4 separate regions of the Homo sapiens genome follow, and regions 1, 2 and 4 are each linked to region 3. A link is a contact called in ENCODE Hi-C or POLR2A ChIA-PET data. All regions are on one chromosome and are shown on one strand. Each heading gives the region's core, a stretch centred on a gene start or an enhancer-like site at or near the end of the contact. The rest is flanking DNA. Distances are from core to core; before and after follow the strand shown.

Evidence for each region. A loop is a pair of places that touch in the nucleus more often than their neighbours do. ChIA-PET counts read pairs that join two places held with the same protein, here RNA polymerase II (POLR2A). Pooled maps may share reads with other maps.
Region 1: a loop to region 3 is called in a pooled map, with 3 times the contacts of the local background. The contact joins the enhancer-like site here to the promoter of SUPT7L in region 3. A Hi-C loop is called at or near these places in 1 of 50 pooled maps. POLR2A ChIA-PET finds 5 or more read pairs at or near these places in 2 of 52 experiments (A673 and HepG2).
Region 2: a loop to region 3 is called in a map of naive thymus-derived CD4-positive, alpha-beta T cell, with 28 times the contacts of the local background. The contact joins the promoter of ABHD1 here to the promoter of SUPT7L in region 3. A Hi-C loop is called at or near these places in 1 of 168 maps with a recorded cell type or tissue (naive thymus-derived CD4-positive, alpha-beta T cell) and 7 of 50 pooled maps. POLR2A ChIA-PET finds 5 or more read pairs at or near these places in 1 of 52 experiments (GM12878).
Region 4: a pooled map shows a loop between it and region 3 (7-fold over the local background). The contact joins the promoter of OST4 here to the promoter of SUPT7L in region 3. A Hi-C loop is called at or near these places in 7 of 50 pooled maps. POLR2A ChIA-PET finds 5 or more read pairs at or near these places in 2 of 52 experiments (HCT116 and HEK293T).

Annotation. Positions count from the first base shown.
Region 1 is chr2:28,273,222-28,280,790 of GRCh38, forward strand. The region is part of intron 10 of BABAM2 (BRISC and BRCA1 A complex member 2); the gene reads left to right. It overlaps LOC124907745 (a long non-coding RNA gene), which reads right to left. Exons shown (of 2, transcript XR_007086254.1): 1 at 1-7,569. Among named protein-coding and RNA genes, the nearest start is that of BABAM2-AS2, 33 kb to the right of the region's middle. RefSeq lists enhancers at 1,507-1,616, 2,215-3,414. Within about 2 kb of position 1,855, at least 17 of the 41 ENCODE cell types and tissues checked have a DNase peak (open chromatin) inside an H3K27ac peak, as active enhancers do; they include A673, where a contact is called at or near this core.
Region 2 is chr2:27,118,742-27,125,951 of GRCh38, forward strand. It overlaps ABHD1 (abhydrolase domain containing 1), which reads left to right and starts at 5,074. Exons shown (of 9, transcript NM_032604.4): 1 at 5,074-5,321. The coding sequence starts at 5,208. CGREF1 (cell growth regulator with EF-hand domain 1) reads right to left here and starts at 387. Exons shown (of 6, transcript NM_006569.6): 1 at 105-387. RefSeq lists an enhancer at 1-320 and silencers at 4,919-4,998, 5,019-5,158.
Region 3 is chr2:27,662,249-27,669,495 of GRCh38, forward strand. SUPT7L (SPT7 like, STAGA complex subunit gamma) reads right to left here and starts at 1,366. Exons shown (of 6, transcript NM_014860.3): 1 at 1,081-1,366; 2 at 1-33. SLC4A1AP (solute carrier family 4 member 1 adaptor protein) reads left to right here and starts at 1,641. Exons shown (of 14, transcript NM_018158.3): 1 at 1,641-2,329; 2 at 2,852-3,047; 3 at 5,020-5,142; 4 at 6,595-6,655; 5 at 7,000-7,139. The coding sequence starts at 1,667.
Region 4 is chr2:27,068,160-27,075,391 of GRCh38, forward strand. It overlaps OST4 (oligosaccharyltransferase complex subunit 4, non-catalytic), which reads right to left and starts at 3,495. Exons shown (of 3, transcript NM_001134693.2): 1 at 3,442-3,495; 2 at 3,167-3,304; 3 at 2,313-2,562. The coding sequence starts at 3,303. The coding sequence ends at 3,190. AGBL5 (AGBL carboxypeptidase 5) reads left to right here. Exons shown (of 15, transcript NM_021831.6): 13 at 473-585; 14 at 1,414-1,547; 15 at 1,933-2,459. The coding sequence ends at 2,104. RefSeq lists enhancers at 2,974-3,213, 4,644-4,703 and a silencer at 3,264-3,963.

The DNA of each region.
Region 1 (7,569 bases), core at 605-3,104, 610 kb after region 3:
TTCTTAACCACTTAGGTACCACATTGTACAGTGCAGTGGGTGCAGTGGTTCATGCCCTGACTACGTCAGAACCCCTGAGAGCCTTGGCAGATTCTGAGGACTGAGCACCTCCTGCCTTTCTTCTCTTCTCTCCTCTCCCTGTTCCACTGTTCAATCTGAAAGGGGTTAGGGAGGATTGGTTGCTGAACTTGTGTGGTTTTAATAAAATAGCTTCAGGCCAGGCCCAGTGGCTCACGCCTCTAATCCCAGCACTTTGGGAGGCCGAGGTGGGAGGATCACTTGAGGTCAGGAGTTCGAGACCAGCCTGGCCAACATAGTGAAACCCCGTGTCTACTAAAAATACAAAAATTAGCTGCATGTAGTGGCATGGACTTGTAGTCCCAGCTTCTTGGGAGGATGAGGTACGAGAATTGCTTGAACCTGGGAGGCAGAGGTTGCAGTGAGCCGAGATTATACCACTGCACTCCAGCCTGGGCAACAGAGCAAGACTGTCTCCAAAAAAAATAAAAAATAAAACAGCTTCATGGGTAAATCTGATACCCAGCAAGTGTGGAGGCTACACAGGCAGTCAAAGGAGCACCCATCTTAGTCAGGAAACTGGGTTAACTTCTCAGCCTCACCACGCAGTGGCTCCGAGATTCAGCTTCCTCGTCTGTGAAATGAGATTGACACTTACCCTGCCTAGCTCATGGAGGTTTGTGAGGATTAAATCACATGAAAGCAAAGGGGAAGGCGTCATGTGCTATAGAAATGCAAGGTGTTACTCATTCCTGTGTTTGCCACTCCCGTGCCTTCACCCTTGCTTATAACCTGTCACCTCCAGGACTAGCTCACTGGCCAGCTGGTTTGTCTGTGGCTCTTGGGCCTTGCCACCACATTAATCATTTCAAGACACCACCTTTATCTGGCGGCCTTCCCCAGTAGACAGGCTCACCTTCCCCATCCAGCTTTCTCTCCCACTCAGCCTTGGCCTCTTTGTTGACCCTTCTTGCTTTTTCTCCTTGACCTCCTCATCTTTCTTGCACCATTTCTTAAAAGCTGTCTTCAGCTTCACTGTCTAACCGAGCACTCCCACCTGAATAACACTTGATCCAAATAACGTAATTATGAGATCTGTTATCTTGAATGGTTCCTTAATTGTCATATGTATTTGCTTCATTATTCTGCTTAATTTGCTTACTGAGGTCCAGGACTAAATCTAAACCATGTTTTGTTTTGTTTTTTGAGACAGAATCTCATTCTGTTGTCAGGACCAGAATGCAGTGGTGCGATCTTGGCTCACTGCAGCCTTAACCTCCTAGACTCAGGCAATCCTCCCACCTCAACCCCCTATGCCAGTAGCTGGGACTACAGGTGCACCCACCATGCCCAGCTAATTTTTTGTGTTTTTAGTAGAGACAGGGTTTTGCCATGTTGCCCAGGCTTCTAAACCATGTTTTAACTCTTTGTTATGCACAGCGCCTGGCCCGGTGTTAGGCACTAGACAAGAGCTCAGTAACCACTTGCTGAAATGGGAGAGCTGAGTGGTCAGAGCACCTTGAAGTCTGTGTAGCACTTGCATGTACAGTGTCCCTTTTCATCGTCACAGCCCTGAGAGGTAAATGGTGTGACTCTTCCCATTTTGCAAATGAGAAAAGAGAAACTTAGGAGAGGTTATGTAACATCAACTTTGTGGGCTGAGGCTGAGTGAAGACCTCGCAGAAGAGACCAGACCCAGCATGCTCCAGTAGCTCCACTGCAGGGGGTGGCTGCTTACGAGGACAGAGAGCAGAATTCAGACGACTCCAGCTGACCTACTTGGTGCAAGTCAAGTGAATACTAGTCGGGAGGGATTAGATGACTCAGCCTCTGCCTTCGTTGGAGTCAGGAAGTAGGCTTTGCAGTCCATTTCCTGGGGAATTTTCAGATGGACCAGTGATTTCATTTTCCTCTTCTAAAGCACCCCCATGCACAGGGAAAGGTTGTTCACGTGGCCATTTGGATGAAGCCAACGGATCTGATGTCTTAAAGGAGAAGCTGAAACAGCAGTGGAAACTTTCTAGGCCTGTTGGTATTAGTAATTTCATTCCTGGCCAAACATGAATGAGAAATCCTTCTAGTCCACTTTGACTGAGGCTAGAGTGTGGATTAACAGTGCTTTGATATTTCAGTATTGCTGCCCAGGTTGTGAAGGTATAAGCCTCATGCAGGTCACCTGCTCTTGCCTCCATTGTACCTATTGCCTAACTGGGATAGGCCTGGGGTGGGGCTGCTGAGAGCTGACAATGCCAGGCCAGGAAAGGCAAGCTAAAGACCAGCAGGCAGGCCTCGGGGTTGGAAAGCTACACAGTAAACGGGTGGAGTACCAAAGCTTAGTTGTGTGTCTAGAGAATTCAGGGTGTGGTGAGTGATCAGCTCCTGGAAGAGCAAAGATTAGTATTTAATACATATGCATTTATTAGCGTGGCTGGGTCTCTCGTCAAAAATGTCATAATTTCACAGATCAGGATTTTAAAGCAAATAGAATTATTGATATATATCTCTTCCAACAGCCAATAAACATCCCGCAGAGAGGACAGCTTACGCATGGGCTCACACAAAGAAAATTGCAGAGTCTTTGCTTAAGCTACAGCCTGAAATATTAAAATTCTGATTTTCATGCGCTGTTAGAAATAGTTTTCAAAGAATTCCTTCCTCCAGCCCCATCACAACCCCTGCCCATGTGAGAGGTTAGGAGTAAATCATATGTTTTTTAAAACATTTGCTGAAACCTCCTCCCTTTTCCAAGTCTACCAAATTTTTATCTCAAAAAAAAAAAAAAGAAAGAAAGAAAAAAATGGGACTAATATGACAACAAGATTTTTACCTTCACAGTAAATAGTACAATTTAGCTGAGTAACTTGTGGAAGCTTGTTAGGTTGAAGTGACTCACTTGCGTAGATGAAGTTATTTTTAGAGATGTAATTTGTACTGTTTAGAAAAGAATAAAGAGATGGTAAAAGGCTAGATCGCTCATTATAGTTTACAGAGCTCATGAACCCAGCATCCATGCAAAAGATGACTAAGCAAGGGGTCGGTTGGTACTTTCTCTCAGAATTTTACAGATGTGAGTCATCCACTTTAGTCTGCAGACACAGCACCGAGATACCTGTGACTCAGCTCTCATTTAGAAAAAGCCCTAGAATTCAATTCTGATACACTTTTATAGTTAAGTAGTGAGGAAATTACATACTGAAGCAAAATATGCCTTTGTAACGCGCAGCCGTGGGATGTTTTTAGCAAAGACTGATTTATCTTCATCTCTGGCCTTTGAAAGAATCGACCTGTGATCCACGCTGGGTAACGTGCCCATTGAGCCTGCTGGTACACATCACAGTGCCCACCTTCTTCGTGTTTGGCTCACAACCCAAGTACTAAATTGTCCTCAATAGAAATCTCAGCCTCACCCTTTCTACACTTGGATGCCCCAGCACTAAGGCCCACTTCCTTTAACCAAATACATGTACATATATGTGTTCGTATATATGAAAATCTTCTGCCTAAAATATTAAAATTCTAGTTTTCATAAGCTGGCAGAAATAGCTTGCAAAGGCTTCATCTCCTTCACTCTTTACGTATGTTAGGGGTTAGAAGGAATAAAATCATGTTTTCCTACAGTATTCTCATATTTTTAGTAAACCCTGCACAAAACATACATACAGATGATGAGCATTATCTTTACACATTAGCAGACGGCAGAGTGAGCCCATGTTCTCTGTGCAGGGCCATTGCTTTGTTCTGAGGCGCAGGGCTCTGCTGGCCTAGTGACCCTCCCCGTGCAGCCTCATGCTTGGCTATCTCCCTCGTCACTGACACACACTGATGACATAGCCTGTTTGGAGTTAAGCCTCAGAACGTAACCTGTCCATTTATTCATTTATTTTTAGACAGAGTCTGGCTCCATCGCCCAGGCTGGAGTGCAGTGGGGCGACCTCGGCTCACTGCAACCTCTGCCTCCTGGGTTCAAGCGATTCTCCTGCCTCAGCTTCCCGAGTAGCTGGGACTACAGGTGCCCGCCACCACACCTAGCTAATTTTTGTATTTTTAGTGCAGACAGGTTTCACCATGTTGGCCAGGCTGGTCTCAAACTCCTGACCTCAAGTGATCCTCCAGCCTCATCCTCCCAAAGTGCTGGGATTACAGACGTGAGCCACTGTTCCCGGCCCATAATCTGTCCTTTTAAATATATGGAAAGTGGTCCCTTGTAGTTTGCAGACACATCAATAGATTATTCATAACCAACAAAGGATTTTGTTTATTATATTTGCCAAAGAAACATGGACATGGTTGCAAAAGCAAATACTTCACAAAGATGTATAATGAAAAGCAAGAGTACCCCGCCCCATGCCTGCCCTTTCACAGCTGCTTTTAACCACTTCTGGTGCTTCACGGTTGCCTCCGTAACCAGCTGACTGTTTTGTTCCTCACCTGCTATGTCTGTAGCACTATTACCAAGAGCGTTCGGGCATGCAGAGGTTAAAGTCTGGTCCTATTGTTAAGGAGAAAAGCCTTGTGTACCTTCAAGTCAACTCAGCAAACATTTGAGTATCTACTATGGACCAACGTCTAGGTTAAGCCATGTGGTCACAGAAATGGATAGCTACACTAAGGAGTTTGTACTCGGGTAAGGGAGACAGGCATGCAAACACTGCGTGGAAAATGCCATAATACATGTGTAGAAACCCCCTCAGAAGGGTTTTACACATATGTCCTAGAGCTCAGTCTTGGAAGTGCAATTAGAAATCTGGTAGGTAGATAAAGAGGAAAGGATGTCCAAGGCAGAGAGAACAGTGTATTCGTGGGCTGATGCAATCCATTCCAAATATTGGGAATAATTCATAAAATCTGATTTTTAGGATAAGTGAGTTAAGGAAATAATGTGGAGATGAGACAGGAAAGAAATGCACCTAGTTATAAAGACCCTTTTATATACACCGTTCAAAATATATCCTATTACTGATGGAAAGCTTTGGGAGTATTTTGAACAGGGATGTGGCATTTTCTCTATTATACTGTAAGTCCAATGGCAGAGGGGAGGATGAATTCAAGTGGAAGAAGCTGGGGTTTGATAAACCACTTGGGAAACTGGTTCAGGAAAGATAATATGAGGTACTGAAACAGTGGGAATAGGGAGGAAGAGGAAAGGAGAGATTCTAGAAATACTTCAGAGTAGAATCAAAAGGACTTGGTGAACACTCAGATTTTGGAGGTGAGGGAGAGGGAGGAATTGCAGATTACTGTATAACTCCTAGCTAGGGTAGCTAAGGAAAGAGTGGAAATTTTAAGAGTACCAGAATCTGGAGGAAAGTGAGTGAGTTTGAATATATTGAGTTTGAGGTGTTTATGTGATAAGCAGATGGAGATATTCAGTAAGTAGCCAAAATTGTGAGACTAAAGTGGTGGCAGTAGAAGCCACAGAGCTGGTAGAATTCCCACAGGATGAATCTGTGATATGAGGGGACTGAAAACAGATCTGGGAAAGGCCAGCAGCTGGCGATGGGCTGAAGATTCCTGATGGAGACCAATCAGCAGCAGAGGGGTGAGATGAGAACCAGGAGAGAGGGCACCACGAAGGCAGCAGAGGACCGGATCTGGGGAGGTGCAGGTGACAAGGGAGAGGAGCATGAAAAGCATTTGCTTCAGTAATGATGGTGCCCATTGATGGTGTAGAAAAAGAAACACTCATGCCTTAGAGTAGGCGGAAGCCAGATGTGAATGGGCCACAGAATTCATTCACAGTGAAGGTGAGCCCGTCCTCTTTTGAGAATTTGGGGAATTAAAAGAAGAGTAAATGGGCAATAGCTAGTAGGGATGATAGTCAAGAGGCTGCTTTACAGGATGAGAGAACCTTCAGCATGATGAGAAGGAGCCGGTGGAAGAGAGGTTGGAATTCCTTGGTATGGAGTTCGGCTTCCTCTGAGCAAAGAGGTTCTGCTGCCTGAGTGGCCCCTTGGAGCCACTGAGGAGTTTGCCTTTTGCTTTCTCTGCCACCACCAGGTGAATAGGCGGCTTGGGAGGTGAAGCCTAGAGTTACCCTTGGACCTGAGGTTTCGTCAGCCGGAAACCTCCAGGCAGTTCAGCAGTGATGCACATCAGCAAAGCAGGGCCATCCATCTTGTGAGCTGCTTTTTGTTATCTCCACTTTGATTATCTCCTAAATAAAAATGGCACAGTATGAAACAAAATAAAGCCTGAGTAGGAGCCAGTCAGTCCTTCCTCCAAATCCCAGCAGCCTTTCGTGCAGCCTCCTGTTTTAGCATTTCTCATACTATATTGGGATTATTTTGTTTACTGACTTTCCCAAATGATGAGCCCTCTGAGGCAGAGTTCATTTTTGCTTCATCTCGAAATCCCCAACTTCTGTATTCAAACTCCTTACCCCTTACCATAAGGGTTAGTGCAGACAGGGCAGCTCAAAGGCTTTTTTTTTTTTTTTTTTTTTTGAGATGGAGTTTCACTCTTGTTACCCAGGCTGGAGTGCAATGGCATGATCTCAGCTCACCGCTACCTCTGCCTCCTGGATTCAAGCGATTCTCCTGCCTCAGCCTCCCGAGTAGCTGGGATTTACAGGCATGCGCCACCACGCCTGGCTAATTTTGTATTTTTAGTAGAGATGGGGTTTCTCCATGTTGGTTAGGCTGATCCGAAGCTCCTGACCTCAGGTGATCTGCCTGCCTTGGCCTCTCCCAAAGTGCTGGGATTACAGGCATGAGCCACCACGCCCGGCAGAGGCTTTTTAAGTAAATGTAAAAACTCACATACCTTTTCTTATTTGACTTATAAGAACGCATTTGGTCCTAGTCTCATATCAAATCATAACTAATTTTTTTTTTTTTTGAGACGGAGTCTTGATCTGTTGCCCAGGCTAGAATGCAATGGTTTGAACACAGCTCACTGCAGCCTTGACCTCCTGGGCTCAAGCAGTCCTCCCATCTCAGCCTCTCAAGCAGCTGGGACTACAGGCACAGGCCACCACACTCAGCACATTTTTTTTTATTTTTTGTAGAGATGGGATCTTGCCATGTTGCCCAGGCTAGTCTCAAATTCCCTGGGCTCAAGCAATCCTGCTTTAGCCTCCCAAAGTGCTGGGATTACAGGTGTGAGCCACTGAGCCCAGCCTCATAACTGATTTTTAAGTATTTAAAAATCCCACAGGTCATTCTTTAACATGCTAAAAGTTGCTCTAACTCTCAGTGGTCTAGAGTCCCATGGTCAAGAATACTCATGGTCACCTTCTTTGAGTTTCAGACAAACAACTCTCTTTTTGTACAAGTCTTAAACTGCTCTGCTCTTTAAACCAAATACATACACACATACACAGATATAGTTAGATACAGATGTGTGTGCATATAAAAATATGACACTCCTTAGTAAAATATTCCTCTAGACCTGGGGTTCACACATCCCTCCTCCTGATCCGTGCTGGTGCCTACTCAGGCACTACTTTGCAGATTTCTCTTCTATGAGCTAAGGTTTTTCTGAGCTAAGGTCAAGCGGTGACTTAGCAAGTTGAACGTGTAATGAACCAAACCTGTTTTTCCATGGAACCAA
Region 2 (7,210 bases), core at 3,824-6,323, 540 kb before region 3:
CGGGATCTGGACCAGAGGCTGGAGGCCACCTACCCCGCGCGGCCCTGGCTGGCTGACGGCGATGGGCTCGGGTCTCCGGCCGGCCGGGGCGGGGTGTCACCCACCTGCTGCGGCGCCGCGCGGCTCTGGGGGTCCAGCTCCGTGGGCGCTCCTGGCTGCTGCGCCGCCCGCGCCTCGCCTCCCGCCGCCAGCCTCCCCCGGGCCGCTCCACGTGGCCGCTCCACGTCGCCCTCCCGGCTGGAGCCGCCGCCCTGGCCGGGCAGAGTCCGGAGCCAGTGCCAGCCGCCGCCCCGCCCGCCGGACCTGGCCCTTCGCAGCTCCACCAGCGCCCCCGCTGCGCCCGCGGCCGGAGGGGCTGCGCGCGCCCGTGTGAGTGTGCGCGTGTGTGCGTGCGTGAGTGCGCATGTGCGCGTGTGCGAGTCCGCGTGTGCTCGTGAGTGCGCTCGTGTGCTTGTGCGGGTGTGCACATGCGTGTGACATTGTGAGCGTGAGTGTGAGCATGTGTAAGGATGCACGTGTGTGAGCGTGCATGTGTGCGCGGATGTGTGCGTGTGCCTGTATGCACACATGTGAGTACAGAGAGACCAAGAGACAGTGAGGCCAGTGTGCATCAGAAGTATGTTTAACTGTGCTCATGCTTTGGTTGCCACTTTCTCTGCCTGAGGGACCCAGATGTATGTGACAAAATGGAACCTAACTTACTGTTAGCATGTGCGGTTGTGACTGGCATGTGTGGCTCTGTGTATGAGGAATTTGTGACACGGTAGGGGGTATTTTGTGTGACTGTGCATCCGTGTGATAGTGTGGGCTTCAGGGGCCGGGCGTGGTGGCTCACACCTGTAATCCCACCACTTTGGGAGGCCAAGGCGGGTGGATCACGAGGTCAGGAGATGGAGACCATCCTGGTTAACACAGTGAAACCCCGTCTCTACTGAAAATACAAAAACATTAGCCGGGCATGGTGACGGGCGCCTGTAGTGTCAGCTACTCGGGAGGCTGAGGCAGGAGGATGGCATGAACCTGGGTGGTGGAGCTTGCAGTGAGCCGAGATCACGCCACTGCACTCCAGCCTGGGTGACAAAGCAAGACTGAGACTCCGTCTCAATAAATAAATAAATAAATAAAAAATAAATGATAGTGTGGGCTTCAGGGTATGGCCAATGTGTGACTGACTGCCCAGGGGTGTGGCGGTGCAGAGTGTTAGAGGCATATGTATTGGGGTGTCAGGGTGAACTCTTCCTGAGTTGTTTGTGACACTCCATCACAGCGACACTGTCATCACAGCGACAAGCCCACTCTCATCCTGTCCTCCTCCCAGTGATGAACACTGCTTGTCACTGCCTTTTTAGATCACGGATTCTGCTGGTTTCGGCAATACCTCTCCTACCTCTGGTCATTTCAAAAAGGTCTCCATTTTCTTCACCGTCAGAGTTCCTCAGGGCCCTCTCCTCACTTTCCATCTGCTCATGTGCTCATCTGCTCACCTAGCTCCCATCACTGTTATGCATTGACTCGTGTCCTTCACAAAGTTATATGTTGAAGTCTTAACCTCCAATACCTCAGACTGTGACCTTATTTGGAAATAGGGTCATTGCAGATGTAATCCATTAAGATGAGGTCATACTGGAGTAGGGTGGGCCCCTAATCAATATGACTGGTGTTCATATCAAAAGAGGAAATGTGGACACAGACACACACATAGGAAGAACATTGCTATGGCCTGAATATCCCACCAAATTCATGTGCTGAAACTTAGTCCCCATTGTGGTGATATTAAGAGGAGGAAGCCAGGCACAGTGGCTCACACCTGTAATCCCAGCACTTTGGGAGGCCGAAGTGTGAGGATCTCTTGAGGCCAGGAGTTTTCGACCAGTCTGGGCAACATAGTGAGACCGTGTCTCTACAATAAATAAATAAATAAAAATTAGGCATGGTGGTGCACGCCTGTAGTCCCAGCTATTTGGGAGGCTGAGGCAGGCAGATCCCTTGAGTCCAGGAATTTGAGGTTACAGTGAGCTGTGATCCTGCCACTGCACTCCAACCTTGGTGACAGAGCGACATCCTGCCTCTGAAAAAAACCAAAAAGGAGTAGGGCCTTTTGGGACATGATGAAACCATGAGGGCTCTCCCCTCATGAAGGGATTAATGACCTTATGAAAGAGGTTTCTGAGAGAGTTCACCCCTCTTGCTCTCTTGCCTTTCTGTCCCTTCCATCACATGAGGAAACCCAGACGCACCATCTCTGAGGAATGGACCTTCACAGACACCGAACCTGCCAGTGCCTGGATCTTGGACTTCCCAGTCTCCAGAACTGTGAGGAATAAATTTCTGTTGTTTGTAAATTACTCAGTCTGTGGGATTTTGTTATAGCAGCACAAACTCACTAAGATGTTTGTGAAGATGAAGACAGAGATCAGGGTGATGCTTCTACCAGTCAGGGAGTGCCAAAGATTTCCAGCAAAATGCCAGAAGCCAGGGGAGAGGCATGGAATAGATTATTCCTCACGGTTCCCAGAATGAACCCACCCTACTGATATTTCAGTCTTGACTTCTAGTCTCCAGAAGTGTGAGACAATAAATCTCTGTTGTTTAAGACAGTCCCCAACCTTTTTGGCACCAGGGACCAGTTTCAGAGAAGACAATCTTTTTTTTTTTTTCTTTTTTTTTTCTTTTTTTGTATTTTTTTAGTAGGGACGAGGTTTCACCATGTTGGCCAGCCTGGTCTCGAACTCCTGACCTCAGGTGATCCGCCTGCCTTGAACTCTCAAAGCATTGGGCGTTACAGGCGTGAGCCACGTGCCCAGCCTCAGAGAAGACAATCTTTCCACAGATCAGAAGGGTTGGGGGTGAGGGTGATGGTTTTGGGATGAAACTTCCACCTCAGATCAACAGGCATTAGATTCTAATAAGGAGCACGCAACCTAGATCCTTCTTGTGTGCAGTTCACATAGGGTTTGCGCTCCTATGAGAATCTAATTCCACTGCTGATCTCAGGCAGTAATGCTTGCTCATCCTGCTCACCTTCTGCTATGCCACCTGGTTCCTACCAGGTCATGGACCAGTACCAATTTGCAGCCCAGGGGGTTGGGGACCCCTGGTTTAAGACACCCAGTTTGTAGTGCTTTCTTACAGCAAACTGCCAACTAATACACCACCTAAATGCTGATGATTGCCAATTCTCCACCTCCAATCTCTAAGCCCCAGGCCACTTCAGGCATTGAATATCCTACTAATTTGTGCCTGAGTTTTAATTTATAAAGGTGGCTGAGTGAGGACATGAAGAGGTCACTGCTATTGAAAGAAAAGCTTAATGTTATTTGCAGTTCCCCTAGAAACAAAAGGCACGGTCACAGGGGGAAGTGCCAGTGTCACTCAGGAGGCAGAAAGAAGCGAAGGGAAGGTACAGGCCTTTATTGGGGTTTACTTCTCCCAGTAAGGCAGGAGAAGCAGTTTGGGACTGGCTAGTTTGAATAATTCCAGAGTGCTCTGGGGCACAGGGACAGGTCCTGGTTACCTGGTCCTGGGTTGATTTAGGGCAGGGGAGATACTGGCTTGGAATGTGAAAGTTAGAGAAAGGAAGTGCTCAGAGTGTGAGCTCTGGATTGTAGGGGAGATGTAAACAACCTTGGCCATTAGGTTGGCCCTGTGATTTATGGATGCCAAATAGACAAATACAGAACCTAAGGAAACACAGTTAAAACACCTACCAGCACCCCAACTTCTACATGTCTGTGTCTAAATGCATCATCTTCCTCTTCAAACCTTCCTCTCCTCTGTTTCCCTGTCCCAGGGATGGACACTTTATATCTGTGCAGTCAGAAACCTGGAGGTCATCCATGTTCCTCCTTCTTCCCCTGCCTCCAATCTACTACCAGGTCCTATCAATTCTGCCACTGATCTTGAAGATCTTCACTCCTCTCCTGGGTATCCTCCAGTCCGGGCATCTTTTGAGCCTGGCGTTCTGTTAGCAGCCTCCCAGTGGCCTCTCTGCTTCTACTTTCCTCCTCCTCCAATCTATTCTCCAAGCAACTGAATGATTCTCCTAAAACATAACTCATGTCACCCTTCCCTTCTTAAAACCCCTGGATGGCTTTCCTCTGACCCTAGGATAAACTGCAGCAATTATGTGGTCCTTGACCACCCACATGCTCCAGCCACACCAACTTTCTTTGTTCCCTTAAGACATCCTTCACCTCCAGGCTTTTGCCTTTGCTGCCCCCTCTGCTAGAACACCCTCGCGTGAAGTCCGGGCACCTCCGCAGTGCTCCCATGGCAGCTGGTACTTCTCTTGTGTGGACCATGTTAAGCCCTGATGACTTGTGGACCTCCTAGAAGCTTTACGGTGTATTGATACCTAGGCTCCTCTCCAGACTAACTGTATCGGGGGTAGGGCCTGGGCACTGGTAGTTTTAAAAATCCTAGATGATTCCGATCTGCAGTCAAGGTTGAAAGCCACTACTCTTAGTAGACGACCTCCTATATTTCAATGAAGACACGGACAGTAACATGGGGGGTCTGTATCAAGTGCCTGGTACAGGGCGGGTGGTGAGCAAATTATCTACTGTACGAGGACTGTGTGGCAGGGACTGTATGAGACAATGCAGAGTGACACTGCAGGAAGGTGCATGTGTTGCAATGCCACCACTGAGCAGCTGAAAGCTTTGTGACAGTGTGGGGTGTCACAGTCGGACAGTGACTGGTGAGGGTCACTGTGAATGGCTGTAGTGTGTGACAGAGCAGAATGTCACTGCAGGAGTAGCTGTGTCCTGTGCGTGACTGACTGCGAGCGCCTAAGGGACTCTGGCCAGGCTGCTGGACTCGGGGCGTCGCCGGGGAAGAGTTTAAGGGAGCTGGAGATGCCCCGCACCAAGATGGCAGCTGGGGGAGGCCGCTTGTCTCGGGCTGCACAGCCAAGAACCGCGGAGGGGAAGAAGGCAGGGGAGGGCGGGAGGCCATTCGCAGGTCACTCGGGTTAGATCCGCGCGAGGCACTAGGCGACCAGCCACCCAGCCCCGCGACCAACTAGCGCCGCCTCTCGCCGCCCATCCCGGGGCACCGGCGGTGGGCGGGGCCAGCAGCGCAAACTGCCTGCAGCGGGGACCGGACCTGCACAGGCCGCCTATGGCGGGCGGCGGGTGGGACCGCGAGTTACAGCCGGCCAACTGGGGCCAGCCAGGAGCCTGAGGGTCGGAAGCCCCCAACACAAGATGCTGAGCTCCTTCCTGAGCCCCCAGAATGGCACCTGGGCAGACACCTTCTCTCTGCTCTTGGCTCTTGCCGTTGCCCTCTACTTGGGCTACTACTGGGCATGTGTGCTTCAGGTGGGTGCGGGTCCACCGCTCTGGCCAGCGGGTTTGGGTGTAGGGGGCAGCTTCCAGACACGGGCTTGGGCCCTTGGTGGGAACTGGGATGGTTGGGCTTCCCCACAGGTGAAATTTGCTACCACCGAATGGAGAGTCGGCTCTGCCTCTCTAGTGCCTCTGCATCCCATGTGATCCCCATGCCAGCTGGGCCTTTTGGGTACCGGAGGGTGCTGCTCCCTATAATGTGGACAAGCATTTGGGGAAAGGTGGGGTGGAAGGCATCCTGAGGTATCAGAGATGTGCACACTTTGCGTTCCTTTTTAGGTGGTTTAGCTGAGTCTTTCAGCTGCACTGAAGGAAGGAACCAGAGGTCTGTGGGTCATGGCTAACTCCCAATACCACCCACCCCCCAAATAGCTTAGTAGGACCTCCCTTCCCTTAAGGGCTGGCTGAGGTCAGAACTGGCCTAGCTCAGAACTGATGGATGACCCCAACTGTCCTTGCTCATTCAGCCGTTTTATGTTCCAGGCTCTCCATATAGTGAGTGTGATGAGAAAGTTTGAAGAGGTTGATTTTGATGAATTTGGAGACTTTTCTCACTGAAATTTAGATATATACATAATTTACATATCCAGGAAAAGCCAAATCTCTTCATCTTCATTAAACTCTGTTCTAGGTAGCTGAGTCTAACAAGACACCTACTGGTTCGAGTCCTTTAAAAAGGTCTATAGGAGACTTTAGTGTTACCTAGACTTTTCCATATTTTCAGAGCTTTCTACATTAGCATATATTGTTTACTAAATGTCTTCCTTAGGGCCGGGTGTGGTGGCTCACGCCTGTAATCCCAACACTTTGGGAGGCAGAGGCGGGAGGATCGCCTGAGGTCGGGAGTTCGAGAGCAGCCTGACCAACATGAAGAAACCCCATCTCTACTAAAAATACAAAAATTAGCCAGGCATGGTGGCACATGCCTATAATCCCAGCTACTCGGGAGCCTGAGGCAGGAGAATCACTTGAACCTGGGAGGCGGAGGTTGCAATGAGCCTCGTGCCATTGCACTCCAGCCTGAGCAACAAGAGTGAAACTCCGTCTCAAAAAAAAAAAAAAAAGTCTTCCTTAATAAAACAGTTAAAAACTCCAAGCCTCACAATACTCTGTAGGCCTCACTTTATACATCAGATTTGGAAGGTCACTTCAGAACAAAACTGCCCCTAAGGAAACACTTTCCTTTACTTGCAACTAGCTGCACAGAAATCTGGGCCCCTGCTGCTTTATAGACTAAACCCTTTATAAGCTAACGAATACTGGTTAAAATGCAGGAAAAGTGCCATTCTGGAGGCCCTCTAGATACGGTGTTTGGATTGGCCAGCACTGTAATGGATCTATACTGATTTAAGCATAGCAACCAGTGCCATATTGTAATACTAATTCATTCTCAGGAGGGAGTCAAGAAACATTTTCTTGAGTTAAAATCAAATTAACCCACATAAATCAAACCTGTGAACAAATTTATAAGTCTTGTTCCACACTACTGGGCCGTTTGACCAAGGAATTAATAAACTGATAGTAACTCAGCCGAGCACAGTGGCTCATGCCTGTAATCCCAGCATTTTGGGAGGCTGAGGCGGGCGAATCACTTGATGTCAGGAGTTCGAGACCCGCCTGGCCAACATGGTGAAACCCCTATCTCTACTAAAAATACAAAAATTAGTTGGGTGTGGTGACGCAAGCCTGTCATCCCAGCCACTCAGGAGGCTGAGGCAGGAGAATCGCTTGAACCCAGGAGGCGGAGGTTGCGGTGAGCTGAGATGGCACCACTGCACTCCAGCCTGGGTGTCAGAGCAAAACTCCGTCTCAAAAAAAAAAAAAAAAAAAGGATAGCAACTCAAAATCTTGGCAATTAGGAG
Region 3 (7,247 bases), core at 116-2,615:
TCGGTCAAAGACTGATAATGTGAGATCCTTGCCCTGAAGTGAGGAAGAGAAACAGAAGCAGAATATTTCAATATGAAACATGGTAAGTACTGTTCTAGAGGTATATGGACCTGGGGTACTGGAAGCACAAAGGAGGAGCTTCCTGGGTGAAATGACTACCTTTGTTCTAACAACATTATACTACTCAGTTTCTTGAGAATGCTGTACATTTCCACAATTGACACTTTCAGCTGTGAACTCTGCCAGAAATGCTCTGCCAACCTTGCACATCCCTGGCAGACTCATATTCATTTTTAAGTACAGCATAAGTCCCCACCGTCCGTCACTTCACCAGTGCATCTCCCTTTCTCTATTCTCACAGTGCTTTGCAAGTCTATGTCACAGCAGTTATCCTTGGATTTTAATTAGTACTTATCGCAATAGATTTTTTCTGCCCGTCTATTTCTTATGGCTGTGGTCTTGTTACAGGGCCAGGCACACAGAAATATCTGGCATTTGTTGAATGTTTACTATATGCCAGACTTCACCTTTTTTGTTTGTTTCTTTTTTGAGACAGGGTTTCACTCTGTAGCCCAGGCTGGAGTGCAGTGGTGCAGTCATGGTTCACTGCAGCCTCAACCTCCTGGGACCAAGCAATCCTCCCACCTCAGCCTCTGGAGTAGCTGGGACTACAGGCGCGCACCATCAAACCTGGATTTTTTCTTTTTTTTTTTTTTTTTTGGCGAGACAGGGTCTCGCCATGTTGCCCAGCCTCCTCTGGAACTCCTGGGCTCAAGCAATCCTCCCGCCTCAGCCTCCCAAAATGTTGGGATTACAGGCATGAGCCACCGGTCTGGCTGGCCTTTATTGTTTGATTCAATTCTTCCAACAACCCTATGAGGCTAATAATCTTATCCCCATTTTTCAGAGTGAGGGCTGAGGCCTAGTGTCTTGCCCAATGTCACAAATGGCGAGGTCAAAAATCGACAGTCTCCAGAGTCTGCTCTCTTAACCACTTAACTATTCTGCCTTAATAATTTCAGAAAAAAAATAAATGAATGAACGAAATAACAAAAAAGTCGCCCTCTTCCCTTACTTTACCGAAAGGAGCACGAAGAACAGGCACGGAGCCCAAGGAATGCCCAAGTCCCTCCAGGGGTTTCCTCGGTCACGGTCCGCCGGCGCAGGCGCCAATCACAGGGTCCTGAGGTCGCCTGACGTTCAGGGCAGCCGGAAGACGGGGAGGTCTGGACCTGAACCGAGACAAGGAGGTACCACACTATTCACTGCTGCGTCGCAGAGCGGGCTGGGCGGCTGTCTGGACCTCGAGAGGCCTGAGGCAAGGATCGCGTCAGACCCCGAAAGCTGGTTTGTTGATTAGTGATCTAAGACCGCCGGAAGCGCTTCTTCTCAATCAAGCTATGCAACAGGAAGTCATTACGATCCCGTTGTAACCTCTAAATATGTCCCCGTTCTGCACAGCATCCCGATAACCGTTTTGTTTTTCTCATATTATGACCTTCTCATGTTAGCACCACTTCGCAACGCTCCAGGTCGTGAAGGAGCAACTTCACCATCGCCGCCTACAGACGCCACTGGGAGCTTGGGAGAGTGGGACGTGGACAGGAACGTAAAGACCGAAGGGTGGGTTTCGAAGGAGCGGATTTCGAAGTTGCACCGGTTGAGGATGGCTGACATTCTCTCTCAGTCAGAGACCCTGGCGTCGCAAGACCTCAGTGGGGACTTCAAGAAGCCAGCTCTGCCGGTGTCCCCAGCGGCGCGGAGTAAGGCCCCGGCCAGCAGTTCTTCAAACCCTGAGGAGGTACAGAAGGAAGGGCCCACTGCGTTGCAGGACTCCAATTCTGGGGAGCCCGACATCCCTCCTCCTCAGCCGGACTGCGGTGATTTTAGGAGTCTACAGGAGGAGCAGTCGCGCCCCCCGACAGCGGTTTCTTCCCCTGGCGGTCCAGCCCGGGCTCCCCCCTACCAAGAGCCTCCATGGGGTGGCCCTGCCACAGCCCCCTACAGCTTAGAGACCCTGAAGGGCGGCACTATCCTTGGCACCCGTAGCTTGAAAGGGACGAGTTACTGCCTTTTCGGGAGGCTGTCTGGCTGCGACGTGTGCCTGGAGCACCCTTCGGTGTCTCGGTACCACGCAGTGCTGCAGCACAGGGCGTCCGGCCCTGACGGAGAATGCGACAGCAACGGGCCGGGCTTCTACCTCTACGATCTGGGAAGCACCCATGGCACTTTTCTCAACAAAACTCGCATCCCACCTCGCACCTACTGTCGAGTCCACGTTGGGCATGTTGTTCGCTTTGGAGGCAGCACCCGGCTCTTTATCCTGCAGGTAGGTAGAAAAACCTAGAATTGAAATTTCGGGTTCATTGGACTGCGTTCTTGTGCTTCTTAAGCTTTGGATGAGGAAGAAGAATCTCCCACTCAGCGATTACGAAAGTGAAGGAATCAAGTCTGGCCTATCATCTTCAGACGGCTGTACACATTGCTATATTTCTGAAAGTCATGTTCACAATCCCGAACTCTAAAATAACTTGTTTGGCCAGGCGCGGTGGCTCGCGCCTGTAATCCCAACACTTTGGGAGGCCCAGGCGGGAGGATCGCTTTAGCCCAGGAGTTTGAGAGGAGGCTGGGCAACATGGCAAGACCCTGTCTCTTAAAAAAAAAAAAAAAAATTAGCCAGGCATCATGGTCCCAGCTGCTCAGGAGGCTGAGGTGGGAGGATCACCTGAGCCCAGGAGGTCAAGGCTGCAGTGAGGTGTATTACAGCCACTGCACTCCAGTCCAGCCTAGGCGACAGAGCAAGACCCTGTCTCTAAATAAATAAATAACCTTTTTTTCCTTGGTTCATCAGGGACCAGAGGAAGACCGAGAGGCAGAATCCGAGTTAACAGTAACACAGTTGAAGGAATTGCGCAAGCAGCAGCAAATATTGTTGGAGAAGAAGATGCTAGGAGAAGACTCAGATGAAGAAGAGGAAATGGATACCTCTGAAAGGAAGATAAATGCTGGTAGCCAAGATGATGAGATGGGTTGCACCTGGGGAATGGGTAAGAAATTAAAATTGCTGCCGGAGGTTAATATTTTAAGTTCATTACAAGTGGTACCCTTAAATGTTTTTTTAAATCATACAGCTTTTCATGGCTCCTTGAGATAGATAGGGCAAACACAATTTGCACATGAGGTAACCAAAACCCAGAGAGATTCACTGACTTTACTGTTGTAAAGAAATTGACTTATAGGCACTTTGGATTTTTTAAAAATTTATTTTTAATGCACTCTCTTGTTCAAAACTTGTCCTAAGCATAAAATTATTATTTTTACAATTCTAAAATTTTATATTTATTAAGTACTGACCTTGTGCTATGTGATTATCATTGGAGGGGATGGAACTCTATTCAATCAAATAAATGGGATGTTATTCAATATAGGATATTCTCTTGAATTTTTTGTACTTTGTGAAGATATCCTGAAATGTGGAATATCTAATCAGATAAAGCTGGTCCCTTAGCCAAAATAATAAACTTTCTTTAACACCAGATATTTTAGAAAATGGATATTCAGGAGATGGGAGTATAAAAAGGTAGAAGATGGCATTAATATATAGTTGGGAAGATAGGAAAAATTATGAAATTACTTGTGCTAAGTGCCAAACAAAAGCTAGAAACCATAAGTATGCTAGAGTGAAAGTTTGGAGAAGAGAGAACAGTCACTGGGGACTTAGACCTGTGTTGTCTGATATGGTAGCCACTAGCCACATGTGGTTACTGAGCACTTGCAGTGTGGCTAGTTGCAATTGATGTGTGCTGTAAATGCAAAATACACACTGAATTTCAAAGACTTAGTCTGAAAAAAAGAATGTAAAATATCTCTTTCATGATATTTTTATATTGATGACATGTTGAAATGACAATAATTTTACCTGTTTCCTTTTAATTTTTTAATGTGGCTAATAGAAAATTTAAGATGACGCATACAGCTGTCATTATATTTCTGTTGGACAGCACTGACTTAGATCTTTGGGAAACTTAATTTTTTTTATTTTAGTAGAGATGGGGTTTCACCATATTGGCCAGGCTGGTCTTGAACTCCTGACCTTGTGATCCACCCCCCACCCCCCCCCCCCACCCCGCCCCCCGGCCTCCCAAAGTGTAGAGATTACAGGCGTGAGCGATCGCACTCCACAGGGAAGCTTTATGAGCATAAGGATTTTGAGCTGGAACTTGAAGGAAAGGAAAAGCCTTATGAAGCTGAGTATTGGGATTGGTATTCAGGGTAGGAATTGATGATTTTAAGGAAGTTGTGAGTAGACCAGTCTATTTGGCAGATATAAGAAGTATTAGGAAATTATATTGGGAACGAAAGTTAGATATGAGTGTGAGAGAACAAGAATGCCAGGCTGAGGAGCTCAAATTTTTTTTCCACAATGTGGTAGGTAATTTTACTTTTAAAATATAATGATGGAGAAAAAAAAATTAAGGTGCCATGAAAACAAGTTTTGACTTGTCACACAATTTAGAAAACCTGAATATGCTCATACTAGTGGTTTTGTGGTGGTTGTTCCACCCCCTGTCCCTGCAAGTATTTATTATTTTTCATCACAGATAAACTATATATATATATATATTTTTTTTTTTTTGGGAGACGGTCTCACTGTGTTGCTTGGGTTGGAGTGCAGGTAGCGCGATCTTGGCTCACTACAACTTCTTCCTCCCAGGTTCAAGCAATTCTCCTGCCTCAGCCTCCCAAGTAGCTGGGATTACAGACACCCGCCACTGTGCCCAGCTAATTTTTTTTGTATTTTTAGTAGAGATGGGGTTTCACCATGTTGGCCAAGCTGGTCTTGAACTCCTGACCTTGTGATCCACCTGCCTTGGCCTCCCAAAGTGCTGGGATTACAGGCATGAGCCACTGCGCCCAGCCTAAACTATATCTTTATGCAGCCTGAGAGAATAGTGGGTATCATTCAAATAGTCTCTTCTCATGTCTGATTATCTTTTCTTTCTTTTCCATATCCTGTAGGAGAAGATGCAGTAGAGGATGATGCTGAAGAGAACCCTATTGTCTTAGAGTTTCAGCAGGAAAGGGAGGCCTTTTATATAAAGGATCCCAAAAAGGCTCTCCAAGGCTTTTTTGACCGAGAAGGTATGTAAACAGATTCTGACCCTACCACTAAAACATATCCAGAGCAGTGTGGTTTTCTAGAGCTTCATGTTGAGCTTTATACTAAGATATGCTATAATTTTATTGCTGTCCTTCTTGTTCACTTTTTACTCTTGTGGTCAGTTGCTTTAGGTTTATTTTGAAAATTATTCCTCATTAGTATGGCAGAGGGGAAAAAAATCATAAAAATCTTGTTAGTCTTTCTTCTTATCTTAAAAAAAGGAAGTACTTTTTCCTGACTCATCTCATTCTTCTCAAAAGATCCTGGACTTTGGTGGTGGGGAAATTGAGCCAACTTCCTGTAGTTTTTTAATTCCGAATTCACCTGATCTTTTGTAATTCCTAACATAGGTTTTGATTTTATATTATATGATTTAAAATTTTTTTTCCATAGAGGATTGTTTTGGTAGGAATACTTTGAGAGAATATCTATGTATATGTATGTATATCTGTATATATTTTATATGTATATATAAATAATATATGAAATAGCTGTGCACTTAATATCTGTGCTTCTAAAAACCAGGCAACTGTGTTAAAATAACCACTAAAGTCTACAACTTATAAAAGTGAAACATACTATACAGTGAACAGAGCTATGTATGGAGAATTGGTTACTTTGATCTGAGTTTGTTTTTTTCTCTGCCTCAGACTTACTCTAATTTTATTATCAGACAATAATCCCTAGGAATGAGAAGTGAAATGCATTGAAATTTATTATTCAGTGTGGTATGGGAACTTGTTCTTTTTTTTTTTTTGAGACGGAGTCTCGCTCTGTTGCCCAGGCTGGAGTGCAGTGGTGCGATCTCGCCTCACTGCAAGCTCCGCCTTCCGGATTCACGCCATTCTCCTGCGTCAGCCTCCCGAGTAGCTGGGACTACAGGCGCCCGCCACCACGCCCGGCTAATTTTTTTTGTATTTTTAGTAGAGACGGGGTTTCACTGTGTTAGCCAGAATGGTCTCGATCTCCTGACCTCGTGATCCTCCCATCTCGGCCATCCAAAGTGCTGGGATTACAAGCGTGAGCCACCGCGCCCAGCCAGAACTTGTTCTTTTTTTGAGACAGGGTCTCACTCTGTCGCCCAGGCCGGAGTGCAATGGCGCAATCTTGGCTCACTGCAACCTTGACCTCCTGGGTTTAAGCTATGCTCCGGCCTTAGCCCCCGTAGTAGCTGGGACAAAAGTCACGTACCATCATGCCCGGCTAATTTCTGTATTTTTTGTACAGATGGGGTTTTGCCATGTTGCACAGACTGGTTTCGCGCTCCTTAACTCAAGCTGTCATCCCGCCTCAGCCTCCCAAAGTGTTAGGATTACAGGCGTGAGCCACTGCTAGGAACTTGTTCGTATTTAACGTTTGTTCTCATTTATCATTGTATCAACTAGTAATTTTTGGATTCTATTAAAATTGTTTTGTCTGTCTTTCTCCCACAGGAGAAGAATTAGAATATGAATTTGATGAACAGGGACATAGCACTTGGCTCTGCAGGGTGAGGTATGCTCTTTTCTTATTAATGTTCTTTTCTGGAAAATGGCCAATTTCAGGTTTAATGTATGGTTATAGATAACAACCCAAAGAGTAACTTTCATCTAAGTTTAAGCTATTTCTAAATTTGAGCCTTTATCGTTTAGTAACCCTTATATTATTGGAGAGTGGGGTGGGATGGGTAAGAAATAGAAAGAAAATATTTTAAATCCAACATTGGAAAGATAGAACAAGATGGATTCAAAGACTGAAAGGCCATCTAAAAAAAAAATGACTATTATCATAGCATAGTAGTTGTTTTCTTGAGAATTGGAGCTTAATGCTGTGCTATAATTCCCACCAAATCAATGAAGATTACCTGTGGACGATTCAACTGGAAAACAACTGGTGGCTGAGGCCATTCACTCAGGAAAGAAAAAAGAAGCAATGATCCAGTGCTCATTGGAAGCTTGTCGGATTCTTGACACTTTGGGATTGCTTCGGCAGGAAGCAGGTCAGTATATAGGAGCCCTTTTTTTCTAGATTTAAAAAAAGGAAAACTCAACACAAACGCTAATAAAACTTCTTTATGGGGGGAAAATGTAAATTGTACAAAATTTTT
Region 4 (7,232 bases), core at 2,245-4,744, 590 kb before region 3:
AGACCCCTACTCCCAACCTGTCAACTCTCCTCAATGGGTAGCACTGAACCCACCAGTCCTGGGTAGAGCTGACTTGATCCTCAAATGCTAAACATATGATTGCGGCAGTATAAACTGACACAGGAGTTAAGCTTGGGTGCGTTCCGATTCTAGCCTGGAGTTGCTGCTCCACCCCTTGGACCACCAGACTAGAGCCTCAACCAGGGGTGATTTTGCTGCCAGGTGACATCAGGCAACATCTGGAGACATTTTTGGTTGTTACACTGAGGAGGGGGGAGATGAGGAAACAGCATAAATTGTTTAGAGGCTAGGGATGCTGCGAAACATCCTACAATGCACAAGACTACTCCCCACGATAAAGAATTATCCAACCCAAATTGTCAACGTGCCAAGGTTAAGAAACCCTGATCCTTTGGAAGTTACCTCCTCTTCTCTGTGACCCCTACCCTGATCAGTTTCCTCTGTTCCCTAGGGAGCAGTTGCTCACTCTTGTCCTCTGGAGACAAACCAGAGGCTGTCATGGTAATCGGGAAAGGTCTGCTAGGGACTGGAGCTCGGATGCCCTGCATCAAGACTCGATTGCAGGTAATATTTTTGGGTCTCCAGCATAGCTACTCTGGCAGAACCCAGCAAGGCACTGTTCCTCTGGGTAGTGGGAGGGAAAATGCTCAGCACTGCTTTACTGCATCTACCCTTGGCCACATCAGAGAGCTTCTCTGGTGCCTGAGTGCCTGTCTGTCCAGTCCCCTTCCTGCCCTCCACCATCCCCATCAGCCAGGTCATTTGCTTGCTTTCAACCTGTGTCCCTGCCAGATATACCCCAACCTTAGCCTGCTAGCTTTGGCTTTCCCTGCCCCTGCCCTTAGCTTCTCCTCTCTTTCTGCCCAGACCTGTCCGAGGAGAGTTTCCGCCAGGAGGGGTCCCGGATTCCCCAGGTAACACATTTGGTTGCTGCTGCTAGGAACAGCCCTGCCACCAACTCCGATTCAGTCCAGATCCCCATGCTAGGTAAAGCTGAGTATAGGCAGAGGCTGACTGGATGGGTGAAGTGTACACTGCTCTGGCAGGGGCTAAAGCATAGAGGGCTCTGAGAGAGGTCTACCAACCCTCCACTATCTTTCTACACAGTGTTTCTCTACTCACCCAGACCTTAGTCATGGTGTAGCCATGGCGGTTAAATGCTGGATCCGTTTGCCACCCCTAGTTATAGACTTGGAGTGCATAGTCATGGACTGAATCCAGGACTTCTCTGGCTATTATCTTGCCTCACCCTCTCAGCTAGAATTCAATGTCCCAGTACCTCTACTGATCCCTATACTACAACACTCTTATGCATGGAAACTCTAGAAGCAAACTAAAAGCAAAAAACTCATGGAAGAATCCAGCCTCTTAGCGCAAACCCTGTCCACACAGGCTAGGCCCAGGTTGGGCCGGGGCTCACCGCCGACTCGCAGAGGGATGAAAGGCTCTTCAGGCCCCACATCCCCTACCCCCCGGACCAGGGAGAGCAGTGAGCTGGAGCTGGGATCCTGCTCTGCTACACCAGGGTGAGCACTTGGGTCCAGTCCCTCACACCACCCCTCACTTCTGTCCCCTCATTCCCATTTCTGTCATTCAGAATAATTTTCTGCTTCCCTACTCCTTTTGAGCACAAAGACTAAATGTACTTCCATTAAGAATCTAGTCCCTGATTTTTTTTTCCCCCACCATGGCCAAGTCTTCAATCCAAAGCAAAAGAAAACAACTTTTAGTCAGGGCCTAAGGTCTAGGAGCTGGCTGGTTCCAGCGTCAAACCACTGTGCAGTAACCAACTTGCCCATCCTTACCCATCTTCATCTCGCTCCACTTCTTTCACTTCCCAGCCCCTGGTTAGCAGAACAGAAGAGGAGGAGAGTTTTCACAGCCCTGATTCCTCTCTCTTTTCTGTTGCAGGCTGCCTCAGGCCAGGCCCCCACGGCCCCGCTCTGCCCCTGCCTTTTCTCCTATATCCTGTAGTCTATCTGACTCCCCATCCTGGAATTGTTACAGCAGGGGTCCCTTGGGCCAACCTGAGGTTTGTTTTGTCCCTAAATCTCCCCCACTGACTGTTTCTCCCCGGGTCTGATAATGCCTTTATGTTCAAGCCCAGGATATAGCCCCAAGATGGGGTAACAGTGGGAAATATGCTAGTTCCCCTCCAGGCCGCTGATTCCATGTGACAGCCGTTAAGTCCTTGGAATGCCAGCCACGCTGTCCAAGGCATTACAGAGTATCACCTTGAGACAGAACAAAACAGGGACCTGCCACCCCTTCCCTCCCTCCGCAGCACAAGATTTTGGGACCACAAAAAAAAGTCTATATTTTTATATTGGGGGGAGGGAGTAGAAAAGCAAGCCCCTATACTGGGCCCTATTCAGTGGCAGCTTCTTGTTCCATAGGATTAAGGAAGACTCTGAGGAAATAAAAGTTGTTTGGAAAAATCCAGGTGTAGTTGCTTTGTATGTTGTGATGGGTAGAAGGGATGAAGTGAAGTGTGAAGGCCCCTCATACCCTCCATCTTGCCTCAGACTATGTCCTGGAACCCTAGAAAAGAGGGGGAAAGACCTGAGGTAAGGAAAATGCTGCAGCTTTCCTCTGGGGAATCCTTCAGGAAGTAACGCCCATCCATGTTCCCTTTATACTTGTGACCCACACTTAAGGCTGGCTCCAAAGCCCCCCCTTCCTTCTCTATAGTTTGGGTCAGCAGCCAACCCCTGGCCTCAGAACATGGAAACAGAATTCTACATCTGTCACCCCCCTCACCAAAAAAAATCTGCCCAAATAAGGCCTAAACAACCTGGGGAAAATGAGGGCTATTTAAGAGCCCAAATCCTCATACTTGGATGGTTCCCTCGGTACCTTCGTTCCTACCGGTGTCAGTGCCTCCTTACAACTATACTCCCAACTTGGGCATCTACCTACTGGAGACTGTGAGGGTTAGGCAACCCACTCCCATTCTAGCAGGGAACAGGTTACGGGGAGAGGACAGCGCGCTCTCTCTCTACTCTGTGCAGACAAAGGGGCCCAGTTCTGGACTGTATCATGCTTGGCCCGACACTTTCTGATTGTAAGTTTCGAACCCTGCTAGCCCTGGCGCGGCCTCGCCACTCAGCTCTGGGGACTGGGCGCTACAGCCCCGGGCCGTTACCTGGGGCGGAGAAAGCGCCACTTTCATTCCTGCTTCTTGGGATTGTTGACGGCCACGTAGTGATAGAGAACGACAAGCAAGAAGAGCGACACGCCCAGCATGTTGGCGAAGATGGCGAGCTGCACGTCCGTGATCATCCTGCGGAGAAGAGAGGGGCTGAGCTGCGGGCTGGCGCACTCCTCGCCCTCGCAAGAACCCGTCCTCGCCCCACGGGCCAGCCACGGCCACGGCCACGGCGGGGCTGGCCCGTGGGACGGCCCCTGCGTGCCTCTGACCTGACCAGTCCGGCTCGGCTCCGACGCCACCAGCGAACAAGCCCGAAGTCAGAGACCTGGACCGGAACTTCGTAGCGCCAGCTCAGGCCCGAACAAGCCGCTTCCGGCGGGGGGCGCGGTCGGGACGGCCTCTCTAGCCCCGCCGTCTCGTCGGCTCCGCGCGGCGCGTTACGGCCGCGGCTGGGGCGGGGCCTCGGGCGCGGCTGCGGTGGGAGGTCCAGCCGTAGGGGGTGGGGCGGGGCTGCGGACGCGCGCCTGGGCCCGGCACCGCACAGCTGGCTGCAGCTGGCGTGGCTCGGGACGCGGCTAGCGAAGCCGTGGTGGCCGCCTCCCCGGAGCCGAGGAGTGGGCTGGGGCGAGGGTGCAGCGGCGGGGCCGGCGGGATACTCCAACCCCCTTCCGGCCCCGGCCCTCAGTACTGCTGCCCACCCTTCGCTTCCCGGCCCGGCCCAACCAGGTGCTTCCTTTGGGTCCTGCCCTCAGTGCCCTCTCCCTGGCCCGGACGGCGGGGACAGGGGTAGGAGGCGTTGTAGAATGGGGACAGGGCTGGTGCTGCCGGGTGCTCCTTTCTCCGGCGCCATCCTTTGTGACCCACATGCAACCAAGTAGAACCATCCTGCCTTTTGTGATCTGACCAGGTTCTGTCTTAGCCGGGCTCCCTCCCTCCACCCTACCCCCCGGAGGTGGGCGTCGGAAATAGGGCGGACCCTCCCGGAATCAAAACCCAAACCGTGGGACTTCGGCCAAGTGGGAAATCACCCCCCGGATGTGGGGGAGGGAGAAGGGGAGGAATGGAGAAGAGGAGGAAGGGCTGGGACAAGCAAGAGGGGTCCTGGGTTCAGGACAGATTAGGTCGCCGAAGAGAACGAAGAGCGGTGGCTGCGGGTAGCCGAGGGTCTCTGGCGAGGGGAGAGGCACCCTGGAACTCTCCAAGCCTCTGCCCAAGCCAGAGCTTTCTCCCCCCTCACTCCATGCTTTCTCTCAGCTTCACCATAAAAGGGAACGGCACTGAGCCAGGCCGGGGCCGGGGGCTGGGCTGTTGCTCTGGAGCTGTCAGGGGTAATGGAAGCCAGTTGCTTTGCGGTAGAGGGGGGCCAGGGCTCAGGGGAGGCCTCTGCTTCTCGGAGCCAAAGAAAACTCTACAGGAGATGCTATGGGCTTGGGACAGGGGACCAGTTTCCCGCCTGTGTGCACTGAGCTGGGGATGCACTATCCCAAAGTAGCCTTCCCGGGCCTGGGACCATCAACAGCTTGTCACCCAAGGGCTTCAGCCCCGTGGCTTCTAAACATAATCCCTGCCTTTAGTAGTCTGTAGTTCCCGTGGCCTCCCCGCACCTCACCACCAGCCCCCACTCAATATTTCCCAGAAGCTTGATATTTAGAAAGCCGAGTCCCCTCCACACAACACTGGTGAAACCCCAGACAGGTACTCCCTTATGCATCCCTCAGTAAGCGGTCTGTTTCCAGCTCCTCTCTGGGAGAGTAAGGGTCTAGGTCTTAAGGATTACACGTCATTATGCTTCATGTCTCCTGGAAATTTGAAGCAGATCCAAGTCCAACCAAACACTTAGGTCTACTGTTGAATCAGAACTAGCCCTCCCTTTTAAAAATAAGCTCTACCTTTAGGCCAGCCCTGGAAGTTAAACTTTCTAGACTGAAAATGACAGGAAAGCAAGCCTTGAAAGTGCTTAAAACCAATTGACCCAGGTGCATAGTATCCTAGACTATCAGAGCCGAAAGGGGCCTTCAAAATCATCTTATGAAGAAAGAAACTGGCCAGGCATGGTGGCTCATACCTGTAATCCTGACATTTTGGGAAGCCAAGGCGGGAGGATCACCTGAGGTCAGGAGTTCGAGACCAGCCTGGCCAATATAGTGAAACCCCATCTCTACTAAAAATACAAAACTTAGCTGGTGGTGCATGCCTGTAATCCCAGCTACTCAGGAGGCTGAGGCAGGAGACTTGCATGAACCCAGGAGGCGGAGGTTGCAGTGAGCCAAGATTGTACCATTGCACTCCAGCCTGGGCAACAGAGAGAGACCCTGTCTCAGGGAAAAAAAAAAAAAAAAAAAAAAGGAAGGAAACTGAGGCCCAGAAGGTAAAATTTCACCAAGTTTCTAGAAACTGGTGAAAGAGCAGTGTCACCTCTTCCTCCTACCTCCACTCCATGTTCCAGGTCAAACTGTGGACTCAGTAGGTTGTCCTAGGGTTAGGCACAAGAAGGAAAGGATTTATTTTAGGACCACCCAGAAATTCATTCACCTCACAGAACTTCCTGTGCCTAGGTCAGTGGGTCTTTATCAGCTTTGGATGGGTCATTTGGCCCAGTGCCTGGAAGAACTGAAACAAAAAACAGTCTATGAGACTGAACTAGACTTAACTAAGAACTGACAAATCTCGAACCAAGCTTGGATAAAAAAACTACGTGGGAAGTGAGACAGGCACAGCCTCATCCTGGGGGGATTTGGGAGGATGTGGAGGGAAATGACTGGGGGGCACTTGTGGAGCTCAATCTCTGTGATTAGTGTGACATTTTCAAGGAAAGGACATGAGGCCAGGATTAGGCTCAGGAGTGAGAAAGCAACAAGACCTGGGAGAAGGGGAACTGGGTTCAGGGAGGTCGGCTACTAAAGTATTAAACCTGGAGGAAGAGCTGAAAGGAAAAGTAAAGTGCATCTCTTTGGAGAAAAGTGGGCTTTTGCTCAAGACTCCCCACAAACTTGAAGTCCCATGTGGATTGGCATGACCCAAGGCCCAAATCACTTTTTTTTTTTTTTTTTTGAGATGAGTCTCACTCTATCACCCAGTCTGGAGTGCAGTGATGCGATCTCAGCTCATTGTAACCTCTGCCTCTCAGGTTCAAGTGATTCTCCTGCCTCAGCCTCCTGGGTAGCTGGGATTACAGGAGTGTGCCACCACACCCGGGTAATTTTTGTATTTTTAGTAGAAACAGGATTTCACCATGCTGGCCAGGCTGGTCTCCAACTCCTGACCTCAAGTGATCCGCCTGCCTCGGCCTCCAAAAGTGCTGGGATTACAGGCGTGAGCCACTGTGCCAGGCCCCAAATCATATTATTCCCCCTTTTTCCCTCCCAATATTCAGTCCTCTGACAGAGAGGCTAGACATAAAATGCTCCTTATTGCTGGTGCCCACGGCTGTCCTGACCCTGGTCATGAACTCTTGCTCAGTCAGTGAAGCTGAATGAATGAGTTCATTGCCATGTAGGGCCAATTGGCACTAGATGCTTGGAAATTACCCACCTTGGAGAGGTTGTAAAATAGATCATGTCCTAGTGCCACCAGCAACTTAGCTTTCTGGGGGGTCAGGAACTCTTACCAATTGCTTTGGAAATTTATGGCTGCCTGCCAGTACCACCACCAGCATGTCACTGCCACCATCACCACTACCACTGCACTCTAACTTTAGGCTCCATTGCACCCTGCTTGCCCACTCAAGCCAGCAAGGGGAAGCATCCTCCCTGGTGAACTCAGAGCCACTGATATGTTTGTGATTTCACAAACATTCATGACAGCTCCTAGGTCTCGTCTCCTAATTACATAAAGGCAAATGAAATGCAACCTACTGCAACTATATTTCAAAGCCAACATTTTTCACTGGATACACTTAAATTATACAATAGATTTTTGAATTTCAGAGGGTAGGAGAGGGAATGGGTAACAATTGGGCAGTGACAAGATGGCTGGGGTGACTTTTCAGGTTGCCAGAGGCTTCCTAAGGGTGAAGAGAGGGAGAAGAGCAGAGAGAGAAAACCCATAGCAGCAGCTGGGG